2 separate regions of the Mus musculus genome follow, and region 2 is linked to region 1. The links are chromatin loops, found by intact Hi-C in ENCODE. Cell type or tissue: gastrocnemius. All regions are shown on one strand.

Region 1 (8,000 bases):
GTTAGTGCTTCTTTTTTTTTTTTTTCTTCTTCTTTTATTCCTGGGCCCTCATGAAGGGGGAGGATAGCTCTTGTTTTCTCTGTTTCATTTGAATGAAATCAGGACATAGAAAGACCAGTAGCCCCACAAGACCTGGGCCCCTTCTTTTTGCATCTAGTCTGACAATAGAGACCCATTGCCTTTTGACAAGGACCCGAGCGTTTGGGAACGAGGGTAGAATATGAGTTTCTAGCCCACCATCTACTGGGGAAAGCCTGTTGATGAAATTGAAGGTTCAACAATGGTCTCCTCAATGCTGTAGCAGAATATGATTTTACAACAATGAAACTGTTTGTTCCCTATAAGCTCTTTAGGCTGGTTGTTTGGTTTTCTCCATTTATTTCCTTCTCCCATCTGGGGTAAGGGAGTGTACTGTGTGGCTCCCCTTTGCTCCCTGACCGTGAAGAGCAGAGCCCAGGCCAGTTACTCGTGTTCCTCAGCAGCGCCTGACGTCCTGTCTCTCATCCCCTGCATCTCACCTCCTCACTGCATGGCACCATGGCCAGGACAGAGTCCTTGCTGTTCAGGGTATGGCATATGCCTGCTAACATGTCTGTAGTCCCTGTGGGACTAGCCATCTGTGCAACAGATGTTTGCCTAATTTACTTCCCTTTCCTTTCATTTGGAGGAGTAGTTATTTTTATTGATGGTTCCAGCTCTGAGGTTGTGAACTGTGACGCTGAGAAGCTACGTTAAACCTAGGAATTTAGAGAAAACCCATCATGCACTGTTTCAGGCTTTGGTGCTTTGGGTAGTAGAAAAGCTCGGATGAGCTCTGCTCCTGACAGGGGAGCCTATTCACCGCTTCCTAATAGCCCTGCGCTCGGCGTTCACAGCACTGTCAGAACATGCAGGAGAACACATGCATGCTGAGGCCTCTGAAGGGGCTTTGTTTGCTACTAGCCATGCTTTGCCTCACATCGGAGGCCCGCCACCAATACTTACGACTCTCTCTGTCACCTTGTCCTAGCTGACTACAGCACCAGTGAAATGCTGGTCAACATGGGAAACCTGCCCCTGGACGAGTTCTACCCCGCTGTGTCCATGGTGGCCTTGATGCGGATCTTCCGAGATCAATCCCTCTCTCACCACCACACCATGGTGGTGCAGGCCATCACCTTCATCTTCAAGTCCCTGGGGCTCAAGTGTGTGCAGTTCCTGCCCCAGGTCATGCCCACATTCCTTAATGTCATCCGAGTCTGTGATGGGGCCATCCGGGAAGTAAGTACTCAGCCCTTCCCTGCTCGCCTGCTCGGCAACACACTTGGCCTGCACCGAGAGCACTGCCTCTCCTCCCTTGGCCTCTGGCACCTAAGTGTGGAGCTGGGTCTGTCCAGTTCTACTCCATCCCACTGGATAACTAGAAGATGAATAGTCCAGTGGGAAGAGACAGCATTGTTCTCAGTACTGTAGATGGCTAGATTTAAATCAGGCTGAGTTTTGTTGTTGTTTGTATGTTTTTAAGGTCTATTTTTATAAATTTTAATTATATGTAGGTGTGGGTGTGGAGGTGTGTACATGTGCCCATAGAGACCAGGGCATTGGGGCCCCTGAAACTGCAGTTACAGGCTGTTGTGAGCTGATGGGGTACTTTGGCAAAGGTGTGCTCTTATCTACTAAGCCATCTTTCCAGCCCCAAACTGCTTTTGTTTGAACTCAAGGCCTCTGACTTGCTAGGCAAGGACTCTGCCCTCTGACTGTATCCCTTGCCCTTTTATTCTGAGAGAAGATCTCAGTAAATTCTGTCAGCTGGCTTTGAGCTCTGAGCCCAGATCAGCCTCAAACGTGGAGTCCTCTTGCTTTAGCCTCTGTGGTAGCTGAGGAAGGCAAGGCAGAATCAGCCATTTTTAGTGACAGTACTATGTAGATGAACACGCATAATCCTTACTAGGTCGAATGGTACCAGCCTGTCCTATTATTGTTGGTTCTGAATTGGAGCATGTGATCAGTATCTGGGAGCGAGCCCTCTCCTGGGCAAGGCTTGCCTTCTTGCTTTGTCACTGATGGGAAGTCTGTGAGGTCACTCTGGAGAGTGACCATGCTATTCCCCAGCTACCTTTCACCCAGTGGCTTTTAGAATTCCTCCGTAATCCTTGTCAGGTGCTAAGCTGGTGGCTGCATCGTGACTATGTAGTTCTGTGATATAAAGAGTGGTTCGTGGCGTCTGTACCCATGCATGCATGGTGTGTGTACCAACAACACACCTCACTCTAGGGGTTCAAGGCAGCACACAGTCCTTACTAGTCTTAGAATGACCCTGAGGGTATACAGGCTGCGCTCTGCTTGGAAGACTATGCTTAAATTCATTATCTTTCCCTCAGTGACATACTTAGAGGTAGGTAGTAACATTTTATAAACTGCTTCCTGACTTTGTGGCTGAAGTATAGAATGGTTTTTTGTTTTTGTTTTTGTTTTTTAATCCCTTTTTGGGACAGGATCTCTCTGTGTTGCCCAGGCTGGTCTCAAATTCCTGGGCTTGAGGGAATCTTCCTAGCCACCCAGGTACTGTGACTTGAGTTCTGTGCCACCATGCCTGGCTTTCAGTCCACTTTTGTGCTTTGTTCTTAACAGTTGTCAGCCTCGTTAGATTCTTCACTCCATTCGCTACAAACACTCCCAGACTTTGATTCTAGACAATTACATGCTCTGAAAATAAAGGGAGCTTGGATGTTTTTCTTTGTAAACTGTAAATCATTCATTACTGCTTTGAGTGCCTCTGGGTCTCCACTGCAGTGCTGCTTCAGCAGGGGAGGCTGCAGACCTTTGCTCAGGGCTCTCTTCCTGCTGACTTTAGCTGCTGTCTCCGTTTTACCGCTAGTTAGAGCCGCTACTGTTGGAGGGTTTGGGTTAATGTTTTTTACAGTTTTTAAACATTCCCTTACAGTCTTCAATTATTAAAAGAGTTCTTTTCTTTTTAATCATGAGTTGATACTAGATTTACCAAATGCCTTTCCTTTGTTTTAATAATCATCCAGGATTTTTTTTTCTCCTTTAATGTCTTGTTTCATTGTGTTGAAATAAGTTCTAATGTCGAAACACAGCCACTCTGGTTATGACAGGTTGTTTTTTGTTTGTTTGTTTGTTTTTGGTGTTTTGATTTTTTCGAGACAGGGTTTCTCTGTGTAGCCCTGACAGTCCTGGAACTCACTTTGTAGACCAGGCTGGCCTTGAACTCAGAAATCCGCCTGCCTCTGCCTCCCAAGTGCTGTGATTAAAGGCGTGCGCCACCACCGCCCGGCTGACAGGTTTTTTTAGCTTATCAATACAGTATCTAATATTAAATTTAGAATTTTTACATGAAATAGACTTTATCTGTAGTTTGGAAACTACAGACACAAGATTTATTTAGCTTTTTTCTCATTCTTGTCAAGGGGTCTTACAACAGCTTCAGCCTTTTCTGTGGAGCACTGGCTCTATATAAATGGGAGCATTGTCATTGTGAGAATGCTCTTGTCTTATTTATGTCTCCATTTCTTGCCAGAGATTGGCCTTAGTTGTTTTGTTTTGTTTTGTTTTAGATAGCCACTTCTGTTGTATTTCTGTCTTATATCTTGCTTTTTTTAATCTCACAAATCTGTTCTTTATTATTACTTTCCTTGATCTGCTTTTTTTCTAATTAAAAAGTTGGTACTCCTAAAATGACAGAGCAGATAAAAATGTTTGTCACACAAGCCTCGTGACCTGAGTTTCATTCCCAGATACCCTGCACAGGTAATATGCGAGAACTGACTCCCTAGAGTTGTCTCTGACCTCCGTGTGCTTGCTGTGTGCCATCCTCATACCCACTCACACACTAAAAAACAGTCATGTGCTGGGCAGTGGTGGTGCACAGACAGACAGACAGACAAAGACAAACCAGTCATGTATGCCTGTAATCCTAGTATTGATGGTGCAGGAGGATCAACAGTCTAAGGCCAGCGTGGTCCACATGTTGATTTGCAGGTACATCAAGAGCCTTATGTTAGGTTAGACAAGTAGGTCTCTGTTACCCTCATTTCTTTCTTATTTTTGTTTTTTCTAGACAGGGTTTCTCTGTGTGGCCCTGGCTGTCCTGGAACTCACTCTGTAGACCAGGCTGGCCTCGACGTCATAGAGATCCACCTTCCTCTGCCAGAATAAAGGTGTACACCACCTCTGCCCAGCATAAAAAAATTTTTCTTAAAAAAATGTGTGTGTGTCAGGAGAAGTGTTCTTAGGGAGGGCAAAGGGTGTTGGGTCTCCTGAAACCGGAGTTAGAGGCCTACAGGCCCACTGTAAGCTACCCAACATGGATGCTGGAAGCCATAGTGGGTCCTCTGCAAGCTTTGTGGGCCTCTTAACCAAGAAGTCAAGAAGTTATCTTCTATTCCTCTCTTTCTTTCTTTGTAATTCAGTCTGGTAGAACTCTAAATTTTGGGGAGGTAAAGTCTCAAGTATTGCTTTGCACAGCTGCTTTTTAAATGTTTTAAACTTTCAGAACTAGGGAGATGGTGCAGTGGGTAAGAGGACTTGGTTGTGCAAGTTTGTGTTGTGGACCTGGGCTTGGGTCCCCAACACATACATGTGGCTGTTTGGATTGCCAACTCCATGTTGGGGTTGAGGCAGAGGAAGGACGGCTGGGGCTCACTATCCAGACCACCTAGCTGAAAAACAGCAAGTTCCAGGTACAGAGAGACGTGTGCAACACACACACACACACACACACACACACACACACACACACACACAGTACTGTTTAAAGTCTGAGGTAGGGGTTTAGGAAGATTCCACATTTTGTAAGAGTGCCATGCTATGCAAGCATGAAGACCAGAATTTGGATCATCAGAACCCATGTAAAGAAGGCCACAGGGGCATGGCAGCTCCTGTGATCTTTGTACTTACAAGGCAGAGACAGGGACTCCCCACAACAAACTTAGCAAAATCCGCAAACTCTGGGCTAATTGAGAGGCTTTGCTTCGATGTGTAAGGTGGAGAGCAACCAAGGAAGACAAGCTGTGTCAACCTGTGGTCTCCACATGCACACCCACACATATGCACACATAACCCTACACACGTCTTTTTATGTGTATGAGTGTTTTGTTTGCATGTGTGCATGTGTACCACAAGAGTGTGTGCCTGATCTCTTGGAGTTCAGAAGAGGGCATTGAATCCCCTGGCACTTGAGTTTTAGACAGTAGTGAGCTGCCATATGGGATTGAACACATGTCCTCTGGAAGAGCCAACTCTCCACATTCCTCCATGTGCGTCTTCATGTGCGAACATACCACTCACATACGCATACCCCTCAGAAATTCTTTAAGGTAAAAATGACATACTGTAAAGTTTGCTATCTGAAAATATGAAGTTCCTTGGCTTTCAATGTATTCAGAGTCTGCAGTTACCAGTAACAGTCTAAATTTAGAAAGTTTCCAGAAATTACTTTAGCCAGAAAGCTTCCTTCTCTCCTGTTAGCAGTCATTTCCATTCCTGCTGCCTCTTAGAGCTACTTCTGAAGACTCCGTGTAATTGATGGTACATGAGCTTCTTTCTCTCTTTCCTTTTTTAGTACAGAGCATCTTGTAGCCCGAGTGGTCTTGATCTTTCTGTCCACCTGCCTCTGCCTCCTGAGCGGTTGGCTTACAGCTGGGTGCCACCAGCCCTGGCCTCTGCAGTGCTGGATTGGAACCTAGGAGTCTGTACATACTAGACAAACATCTACCAACTGAGCTGCATCTGCAGACCTGGGGTAGCTTACTCTGGCTAGCTTACTCTGGGCTTCATCCGGGCTGTAATATATATTAGTAGCTTGCTCCCTTCTTGCTGAAAAACATGAATTCTCATCAGTGTTCAAAAGTCAGTCCTTTCTAAGGTTTTTGTTGTTGTTGTTGTTTGTTTATTTTTGGTTTTGTTTTTTGAGACAGGATTTCTCTGTGTAGCCCTGGCTGTTCTGGAACTCACTTTGTAGACCAGGCTGGCCTCAAACTCAGAAATCTGCCTGCCTCTGCCTCCCGAGTGCTGGGACTAAAGGCGTGTGCCACCACTGCCCAGCTCCTTTCTGTGTTTTAACTTTACGGTTTCTTCTTTCACTTTTGACTTACTCACAAGTGGGTAGTTTGTCTGCATCCTTAGACAGTATTGATTCTACACTAACTGCATTGGATTTGTCATTCTTTTGTGTTTGCTGAAGTGGCCCGAATGGTTTCGTTGTTCCCTTGATTTTCACAGATTTCTCGCATGCTTGTGCTTGCCACTGTCATCCATAGGTTTTACATATATAGAACTATACCATGTTGAGGTCTCATGTCTGTGTGTTATGACTGCATGTTTGTCTGGGTTATGTATGCATGTTCATGTGTGCTATGTGTACTTGTTAATGAGTGTGCATGTGTGCGTGTTAACATGTTTTGGAGCACATGTGTGTGGGGTGCATGTTGTTCGTGTGTGCACACTCCCATGGAGGCTAGAGGTTGGTATCAGGTATCTTCCTCTTTCTCTCTCCACTTTATATTTTGAGGCAGGGATCTCTAACTTGAGTACAGAGCTCTCTGATGCAGCAAGTGTAGCTCTCCATCTTGTATAGTGAACACCACGCCTGCTTGTACGTTCATGGATACTCGTGTCCTATAATCCAGTCCTTGTACAAAAATTCTTGCCCTTTGAGCCACTTCCTCAGTCTTCTATTCTTATTAAGTCTTTGTTAACCCCTTCTAATAGGGACAGAGTACATCAAGTTTGCTTTTATGTGTGTGTTACTGTATTACAACTGAGTGTCTCTTGTGTTCATCTGAAAGGGTAGCAACAGAGCAATGGAAAGATGCCCTCCAACCCACCTTGGTACAGTAGTGACTATTGAGGTTAGAGAAACAGTGGGTGACTCCAGGCAGCCGCACCTCCTAAGACCCCACCCCAGCATGGGTCACAGCCCAGGTCCCTTCACAACAGGGCCATAGTAAGCAAATTCTCCCCTTTCTAAAGTTCTCTGAACTTCTTGAGTCTTGAGAGCATTTTGTGAGTTTCAGGAGTCTCCCTTTAGGTCGGAAAGTTTCAATCCAGAGGAAACAGTATTAAGTATAAATTTTATTTACAAATTTATTTTATAAACTTTGTATTTCAATTATTTTACAATTTTCTTTTTACTTTTCTTTTTTGTTTGGTTTGGCTCTTTGGGTTTTGTTTGTTTGTTTGCTTTGGTTTGGTTTTTTTGAGACAGGGTTTCTCTGTGGAGTCCTGGCTGTCTTGGAACTCACTCTGTAGATCAGGCTAGCCTGGAACTCAACAGAGATGTGCCTCCTGAGTGCTGGGATTAGTGGCGTGTGCCATCAACCTGTCTTGTGTTTTATATTCCTATTTTGATTTCTGTAAGCATCTTAAATAGATTTACGCTTTTAGGGTGATGATAGCTATTTTCTCTAAGGCCTGGGTTCGCCTAGTTCACTGCTTTTTGTTTCTCTGGTCCCTTGCTCTCTCTGGGTGTTCTGTGGCCATCTTCATCTACTCAGTCCCCAGAGCAGCCTGGAACATCTGCTCTGAAGAGCGGAAAGGAGCAGGTGTGCTTTTGCTTCAGTGCAAGTGACCCAGGACAACTTGAAGTCAGTGTCTGGCTTGTTCCCAGGCCACCCGGGTAGTTAGCCCATTTGAGAGTCAGCCTTAGGTGGTCAGCTCTTCTAGGAGAGTTAGTTACATTAAAACTCATGATTTCTTTGTCTCCTTTTGCCAGTAGGAGGGGGTTTTGTTTTGTTGAAATTCACTGTTTCTCTTAAGATGTATCCCATTAAAATTATGGGTTTACGAAAAACAGTTGGATTCTGATGATCTGCTTTCTCGTGCATTAATTTCCAGTTTTTCACAGTGGGAGGAGAATTCAGAGATTTAGTCTGCCATGCTTTTCAGAAACAGCATCCCACATACAACCCGTTGTCTCAGCCATTTCTCAGGTCGTTCTGTTCCAGTGAGCTCTTGTCTGTGCTTCACAGATATGCAGTACAAGCAGGTTATTAGCACGT
Region 2 (8,000 bases), 73 kb after region 1:
GGAAGGGGTGGATCCCTTGGGAACTGCTGATGGTCTTGGGTAGAAATGTGCACAGCTCTGATCTGTTTCTTTTGCTCCCCGTTTCTCGCAGGCAGCAATGGGCATGAGTTTGTTTTCCTCCTGAAAGGCCATGAAGATCTGCGGCAGGATGAACGAGTGATGCAGCTCTTTGGCCTGGTGAACACACTCCTAGCCAATGACCCCACTTCTCTTCGCAAGAACCTCAGGTACTCAGAACACTGTGTATCCTAGCTGAACTCTTAAGACATTGGCATTTCATCCCATGCAGTCCAAGTAAAAAATTTAGTATGTGTTGTTACTAACTTTTGAAAGTTAGGCACCTGAGCCAGGTATGGTAGCACATGCCTGCAGTCCTGTAGCTTGGGATGTAGAGGCAGAAGGATCAAGAATTCAAAGCTAGCCTGGGCTACATAGAGAGCTTAAGGCCTACTTGAACTATACACAAGATCTTGTCTTAAAACAAAAAAACTTCAGTATGGTAGCACACTTCTATAATCCCAGCACTCAAGAAACAAGGGCAGGCTAGCCGGGCATGGTGGTGCACGCCTTTAATCCCTGCACACAGGAGGCAGAGGCAGGCGGATCACTGTGAGTTTGAGGCCAACCTGGTCTACAGAGTGAGTTCCAGGGCAGTCAGGGCTACACAGAGAAACCTTATCTCAAAAAAAAAAACAGGGGGGGGGGGGGCAGGAAGGGAGGAGAGAGAGAGAGAGAGAGAGAGAGAGAGAGAGAGAGAGAAAGAAAGAAAGAAAGAAAGAAAGAAAGAAAGAAAGAAAGAAAGAAAGAAAGAAAGAAAAGCAAAAACAAACCTCAGACAGGAATCCTTCAAGATTTAGACTAGATTCTATACCTTTGGTGTTTTCCCCTTGGACTAAGGCCAGTGGAACCCTTCTGGTGGCGCCTCTGTCTCTTAAGCCGATGCTGTTCCACTGAGGTTACTTTAGCATTATAAGTAGTTGCTGCCTCGGCAGTGAGCTTGTGAGGCAAGCTGAGGACCGCTGTGACTTCCATGGCATCTGTCTGGGATGCCTTCTTCACAGAGGGCCCCTTAGCCCACGTACTGCAGCTGGGAGCTCAGTGGAGGCACTATGTGTCCTAAGCTGATTAAAGCTGTCCTGCTGGTCACTGTACAATGACCCCCTCCTTCCCTGTGACCACCAGCATCCAGAGATACGCTGTCATCCCTCTGTCCACCAACTCGGGCCTCATTGGCTGGGTGCCCCACTGTGACACACTGCATGCCCTCATCCGGGACTACAGAGAGAAGAAGAAGATCCTGTTGAACATCGAGCATCGCATCATGCTGCGGGTATGTGCTGCCGCCATGCCAACACCCTTGAGCCTGTGGGCACCATACTCCTGCCTGGTGGGGCACCACTGAGAAAGCTATCTGAGGAAATCACTGTGGAAGAAGGCTTAATGAAGTAACTCATAAAACAAATAACCTCTGAGAAACAAAGAAGAGCCAGCAAGAAAGCTCAGTAGGTAAAAGCTCTTGCTATGTAGGCCTGATGCCCCAGAGCCCACAGTGACAGGAGAAAACCGACTCCCAGAAGTTGTCCTCTGACATGTCCTCGCCATGCATACAAAATCATTATATTTACATATATACATATGTGTATATGTGTGCATGTGTGTGTATATATACTACATATAGTTCTATATGTAATATAAAATAATATATGCATTGTATACATATATAAAATTATATGTGTTTATATGTATACATATATATATTTTTTTAAGTTGTTGGGTATGGTGGCATACACCTTTAATCCCAGCACTCAGGAAGCAGAGGCAAGCAGATCTCTGAGTTCGAGGCCATCCTCGTCTACAGAACTGAGTCCCAGGATAGCCAGGCTACATAATAAGACCTTGTTTTAAAAAAATAAACCACGTTGTTTTTCCCTTTGTCATGTTATGTCCTTTCTCTCTTCGCTTTGCTGATGAAATCAGAGCCCAGCTCTGCCTAGCCCTAGCCTGGTCTACATTTGGGCTGCCTATCGTAGGCTCCTCTCTCACTAACTGGTTTTGTCTGATCTGATTCAGATGGCTCCTGACTATGACCACCTGACGTTGATGCAGAAGGTAGAGGTGTTTGAGCATGCTGTCAACAACACAGCTGGGGACGACCTGGCCAAGCTACTGTGGCTAAAAAGCCCCAGCTCGGAGGTATGTCCACAGACACCACACACGGCAGGATATATGCTCCTTTTTGTTGTGGTTAACTGAAGAATTTTCACTGTGTTTCATGAAAAGTTTTTTGAAACCTGATTAAATTGAGAATGGTAGTTCATGCCTTATAATCCCAGCTGAGGCAGGAAGATCATCATGAATTCAAGTCCATCCTTTACTATGTAAAGTTTTAGGACAGCCTGAACTATATATGAGATCCCGTGGCTCCAATTCCAGGGGATCCAACATCCTTCTGGCCATCTCAGGCACTAGGCATGTATGTGGTGCACACACATACATAACACATACATGCATTCACACACATGCAAATAAATAAACGTGGGCTGGAGTGATGCCTTGGCAGGTTAATTAACTCGCTGCCAAGCCTGACAAGCTGCGGTCAATCCCTGGAGCCCACGTGGTGGAAGGAGAGAACCAGCCCACACAAGCTGCCCTCTGACCTCTGCTGGGGCACTGCGGCATGCGCACCTGCACACACAAATAAGTATGATTTTCAGAGCGTGTTTAATGATCAGCTACTGCCTCTCTGTTTACCAGAATATCCATCCTCCCCCACCGCCCCCACCCCCACCTGGCTCACACACTGGCCCCAGTCTCGCCATGGAGTTCACTTTAGAGCCATCTAACTGCTGTCTGTATGTGTCTTGAAAACCAGCCATTAATACAAGTCTCCTCACATGGTCTATTTCTGTATTTTTTTCTTCCACATAAATTTGAGGACCATTGTATTGATGTATCAAAAACACTGCCATTGACATTAAATGTACCAAATGACTTGGGAAGAAGGGTTGTCTTCAGTCTGCCGTGGAGCCTGAGGTGGCCATCTTCACTTACAGGCTCACATTCCTAGGGAAGAGCTCACTCGTTATACATCCAAGTGCGGCCCCGCTCTGTTCTGATAAAGTGGATCTGAAGGCAGAGTTTACAACGATGGCTGGGTCCTTGTTACGTTACCATTCTGACTGCCATTGGTAGACGCTCAGAGCAGCAGACCTGGGCTATAACTGTGCTGACACTGCTGATTTATAGAATACTGTCACATGTGCTCTGGTGCCATAGGTGTGGTTTGACCGAAGAACCAACTATACCCGCTCCCTGGCCGTTATGTCGATGGTCGGATACATTTTAGGCCTTGGAGACAGGTGAGTGAATTTAATTTGTTTCTTTGAATTTCTTTCTCCAGTTATTATGAATGGTCTCATTTTGTTTTCTAGTGCAATATGTAATTGAATAAATAACTATATATTTTGAAGGGCAAACAAGCACAGTTTTATTGAAAAGTAGGATTACTGTACCTCCAGTAGGGAGGAAGGGCCCTCAAAGTAACTTAACAAAGTGGCCAATCATCACTGAGCTAAGATGACAGGGAAACCAACCAAAGCACAACTCTACTGTACAAAATACACTTCTGAGTGCAGTAGGTAATTATCTCCAAAGAGACGATTCAGGGAGGCTCAGTGGGAGAGCACTGTATAGCTAATACGTAGTCCTTGGTTTGATCTTCAGTACTATGGCCCCGCCCCCAAAAAGAAACCAAAAAAAAGAAAGAAAAAGAAAAATCAGGACTATTCAGACACTGACTAATAAGACTGTAAACAAGCCTACTGCTTTTCTTTTGTAATTGTGTCTCATGCAATTGTGTGTAATAATCATTTTTGACCCCCTGCCTCCAAAATAAAAGCTCTAGCCAGGCTCTCTGACACATAGCTATAGTCCCAGCACGTGAGAGCTGAGGTGGGAATATCTCCTGAATCTGAAACCTTGGTTTTGATGATTGGTCCCAAGCCTAAGCTTGTGAGATGAGCCTCGGCAGCAAATGAGATCTTATCTTTAAAAGACAGTGGGCCATGCGTGGAGGAAAAGCCCTTGACTCTAGTAGTCAGGAGATGGAAGCAGAGGCAGGCAGATCTCTGTGAGTTCTATGAAGCCAGGATTACACAATGAGACCTTGTCTCAAAAAACAGCCAGTGAGGGGCTGGTGAGATGGCTCAGCAGGTAAGAGCACCCAACTGCTCTTCCAAAAGTCCTGAGTTCAAATCCCAGCAACCACATGGTGGCTCACAACCATCCTTGATGAGATCTGACTCCCTCTTCTGGAGTGTCTGAAGACAGCTACAGTGTACTTACATATAATAAATAAATAATCTAAAAAAAAAAACAAAAAAAACAGCCAGTGAGATAGCTCAATGGTAAAAGTGTTTATACCTTATACCACTGGCCTGACAACCTGAGTTTGATCTCTGGAACTCGTAGAAGGAGAGAACCAATTCCTGCCAGTTGTCCTCTGACTGCCAAACAAGAGCCATGGAGTACACATGCACATGCATAAATACACACACACACACACACACACACACACACACACACACACACACACATTAATGTAAATCAAAATACAGAGCTCTAGAAACCAGTAGTCTGAAATTCTACCAGAATGTCTTTGATTAAAGACTGACGGACTAAGAAAGCCTTAGTCCACAGGTTCAAGCAGCTTGGTAGGAATGATAGACCTGGGCTACTCTTGAAAGAAACTATTTTTCTAGGAACTCAAGATCCTAAGAAAGTATAAATGCAAGGGCAGATAATACATGTTTTAGGCTTTGTGGGTCATGTGGCCTCTGCCACAATGTAGCCCCAAAGCAGCATGCAGCAATGCAGAAAACACTGAGTAAGGCTAGCTCCCACTAACCCTGTGTAACACAGGCATGTGGGGGCAGGGCACAGCTGAGGGTGGGCCTTTGCCAGCCCCTGGCCCGGAGCCCTCGTGATTCACTGATCATCAGGACTGCCTTCCTGACCCTCCTGCTCTCGCCTGTCCTGCAGGCACCCATCCAATCTGATGCTGGACCGGCTGAGTGGGAAGATCCTGCACATTGACTTTGGGGACTGCTTTGAGGTGAACATGCTAACCCTCCTGACAGTTTGGGCAGTTCAAGTCCCAAAGGCCTTCCTGTTGCCTCTCTCCATAGGCTGTCATCCAAGAGGGCTCTCCTGTCCCCCTGCTGCATGCTGGCCAAGGCCAGGCAGTGAGCACTTGTCCCTTTTCTCATCTCTGTTTTTGTTTTCTTACGTCCATCTTTCAAATCCCTGTGATAAACGTCCTCTCACTGAATTTGATGGGAACTCTTTTCTTGCTGTGATGTAAATAAGAGCACATAATGTCAAGAGAGGCCACCACCTTCACCTGGCCTCAGCTAGAGTATATAACCTAACCACGGATTTGCTTTTCCTCTAATGACCCTACAGGTCGCTATGACCAGAGAGAAATTTCCAGAAAAGATTCCATTTAGACTAACAAGAATGTTGACCAATGCTATGGAGGTGAGTGGATCCTGGATACACACTGATTGGAAATGGAGCCAATATAGAGATGCCCTTCTCTGAGGGCAGTATGCTTGTTAGGGTGCATCAGCTCCCTAGGTGCCCACGTGGTTTCTGTAGCAGGTCCCCAGTACTGTGTTAGAAATGACCTGTGAAGGTCAGCACTACATGTGCGTCTGGGTCTGCACTGACTTGTGCCGCTGTTTTCTGACCTTTGTGCAGGTTACGGGTCTGGATGGCAACTACAGAACCACATGCCACACCGTGATGGAAGTGCTCCGGGAACACAAGGACAGTGTCATGGCTGTGCTGGAAGCCTTTGTCTATGACCCACTGCTCAACTGGAGGCTGATGGACAGTAAGCTCCAAATACGTGGGATAGGTTCTCTAAGTTCCAAGCCTGCCTATGCTATTTAAATTAAATGTGTGTGTGTGTGTGTGTGTGTGTGTGTGTGTGTGTGTGTGTGTGTGTGTGTGTATGTATGTATGTATGTGTCCCTGACAATTACAGAGCAGTTCTGAGAGCTGGAGTGGCATTTCAAACATATTTATGAGCTAGAAAACACTCTAGCTTAGCTGTTTAATGAAGATGGTTTTCTGGATAAAGTGTACCTTGTTGGTTTTTGTCTGTTTGGCTGTAAAGTAGGAAGCTAGTATTTTAGTGAGAAGCACAGACAGTTAGGATTGAGACAGCAGCAGCTTTGCCCTCTACTCCCTGGAGTGAGGATTCTAAAATCAAGAGGCTTCGGATATTCTGAGTAAACCGGCACTGACCTGTCTGTGTCAGGCCTGTGGTGAGAGCATCCAGGTTGCAGATTCAGCATCACAGCTTTTGAAAAAAATAAATTTTAGCTGGGTGGGTGGTGGTACATGCCTTTAATTCCACACTTGGGAAGCAGAGGCAGGATGGTTGCTTGTGAGTTCATCCTGGTCTACAGAGTGAGTTCCAGAGAACAGTTGGCTACACAGAGAAACCATGTCTCAAAAAAAAAGAAAAAATTATGTTTCTGTGATCATAAGAAAATACCTTTGCAACCAAGTTCCTTTCATGTCACCGTCTAAAGTGCTTCCTACCTGTACTTTCTCCTCCCAGCAAATACCAAAGGCAATAAGCGGTCCCGGACAAGGACAGACTCCTACTCTGCCGGCCAGTCAGTAGGTGGGTACACCCAGGGAAATGGGGGCCCCCATTAGTTTGCCCAGAGTGGCTGAGGTCATCTTACCTATGTTGCAAGTTTGAGGCTAGCCTGGATTACATGAAACCCAGTCTGAAAAAAAGAAAAGGGGGAGGGGGCTGGCAAGATGCTTGTCACTCAAGCCTGGTGATCTGAGGTGGGAGGGGACACTGGCCCATGAGGCTGTCCTCTGAGCACACGTGAGCCGGGGCATGCACTCCTCCCACCCCACCCCACCCCTCAGACGGTCACAACAGCAACAGATAATAAATTTTAACATAATTAGAAACTAATAGCTTTCTATGACCTTTTTATTTGTATGTGTATTTTATATGTGTCTTGTCTGCATGTATGTCTGTGCAGTCCATGCATGCCTGGTGGACGCCAGAAGCACGTGCTGGGCCACCTGGGGCTGGAGCTACAGATGCTTGTGTACCACATGAGTGCTGGGAATCAAATCGGGGCTGCCACCAGAGCTACAAGTACTCCTAGCCACTGAGCCACCTCTCCAGCGCTGTGTTGGGCTTCTCTGATGGCACTGCTTAGGATGGAGCTCTGGAGGGTGCTTGCCTAGACTGAGTGACCCCTAAGTCTAACCCCAGGGCAGCTCAGTGGTAAGGGCCAACCCTAACCACCTAAGTTTGATCCCCTAGACACACGTAGAAGGAGAGAACCAACTCCTAAAAGCTGACCTCTGACCTCCCAAACATGCTACCTCCCCTCCCTACCGCCAACACAGACAACACATAAATAAATATAATTGTTTGAGGGGGGGTCTTTTTCCTTTTTTTTTGTTTTTTTTTTGTTTGGTTTTTTTTTTTTTTTTTTTTGGTTTTTCGAGACAGGGTTTCTCTGTGCAGTCCTGGCTGTCCTGGAACTCACTCTGTAGACCAGGCTGGCCTCAAACTCAGAAATCCGCCTGCCTCTGCCTCCCAAGTGCTGGGATTAAAAATAATTTTTATTTTGAAAAGAATAGCAGATAGGGGCTAGAGAGATGGCCTAGACCTTAAGAGCACTGAATGCTCTTCCATAGGTCTTGAGTTCAATTCCCAGCAACCACATGGTGACTCACAACCATCTGATGCTCTCTTCTGGTGTGTCTGAAGACAGCTACACTGTACTCATATACATAAGATAAATAATTGTTTAAAAAAAAAAGGTTAACAGAGCCAGATGGTGGTGGTGCACACCTTTAATCCCAGCACTAGGGAATCAAAGGCAAGTATGGACCTCTGTCAGTTTGAGGACTGGAGAGATGGCTCAGAAGTTAAGAGCACATACTGTTCT

What was found. A loop is a pair of places that touch in the nucleus more often than their neighbours do. Peaks named below come from ENCODE experiments on the same cell type or tissue, not always from the same donor. Only the 100,000 strongest peaks of a DNase experiment are listed, where the experiment ranks them.
Region 2: a loop joins it to region 1, with 2.4 times the contacts of the local background. A loop is called at or near these places in 2 of 42 quality-filtered maps.

What each region holds. Positions count from the first base shown.
Region 1 is chr4:148,470,905-148,478,904 of GRCm38, forward strand. Mtor (mechanistic target of rapamycin kinase) reads left to right here. Exons shown (of 58, transcript NM_020009.2): 19 at 1,010-1,260. Among named protein-coding and RNA genes, the nearest start is that of Angptl7, 26 kb to the right of the region's middle. In gastrocnemius, no CTCF peak of the experiment used is centred here; no DNase peak of the experiment used is centred here; H3K27ac peaks cover 383 bases.
Region 2 is chr4:148,544,328-148,552,327 of GRCm38, forward strand. It overlaps Mtor (mechanistic target of rapamycin kinase), which reads left to right. Exons shown (of 58, transcript NM_020009.2): 47 at 92-227; 48 at 1,183-1,330; 49 at 2,071-2,193; 50 at 3,277-3,359; 51 at 5,041-5,113; 52 at 5,464-5,538; 53 at 5,761-5,896; 54 at 6,632-6,697. Among named protein-coding and RNA genes, the nearest start is that of Gm24002, 9.2 kb to the left of the region's middle. In gastrocnemius, no CTCF peak of the experiment used is centred here; a DNase peak (open chromatin) is centred at 4,974.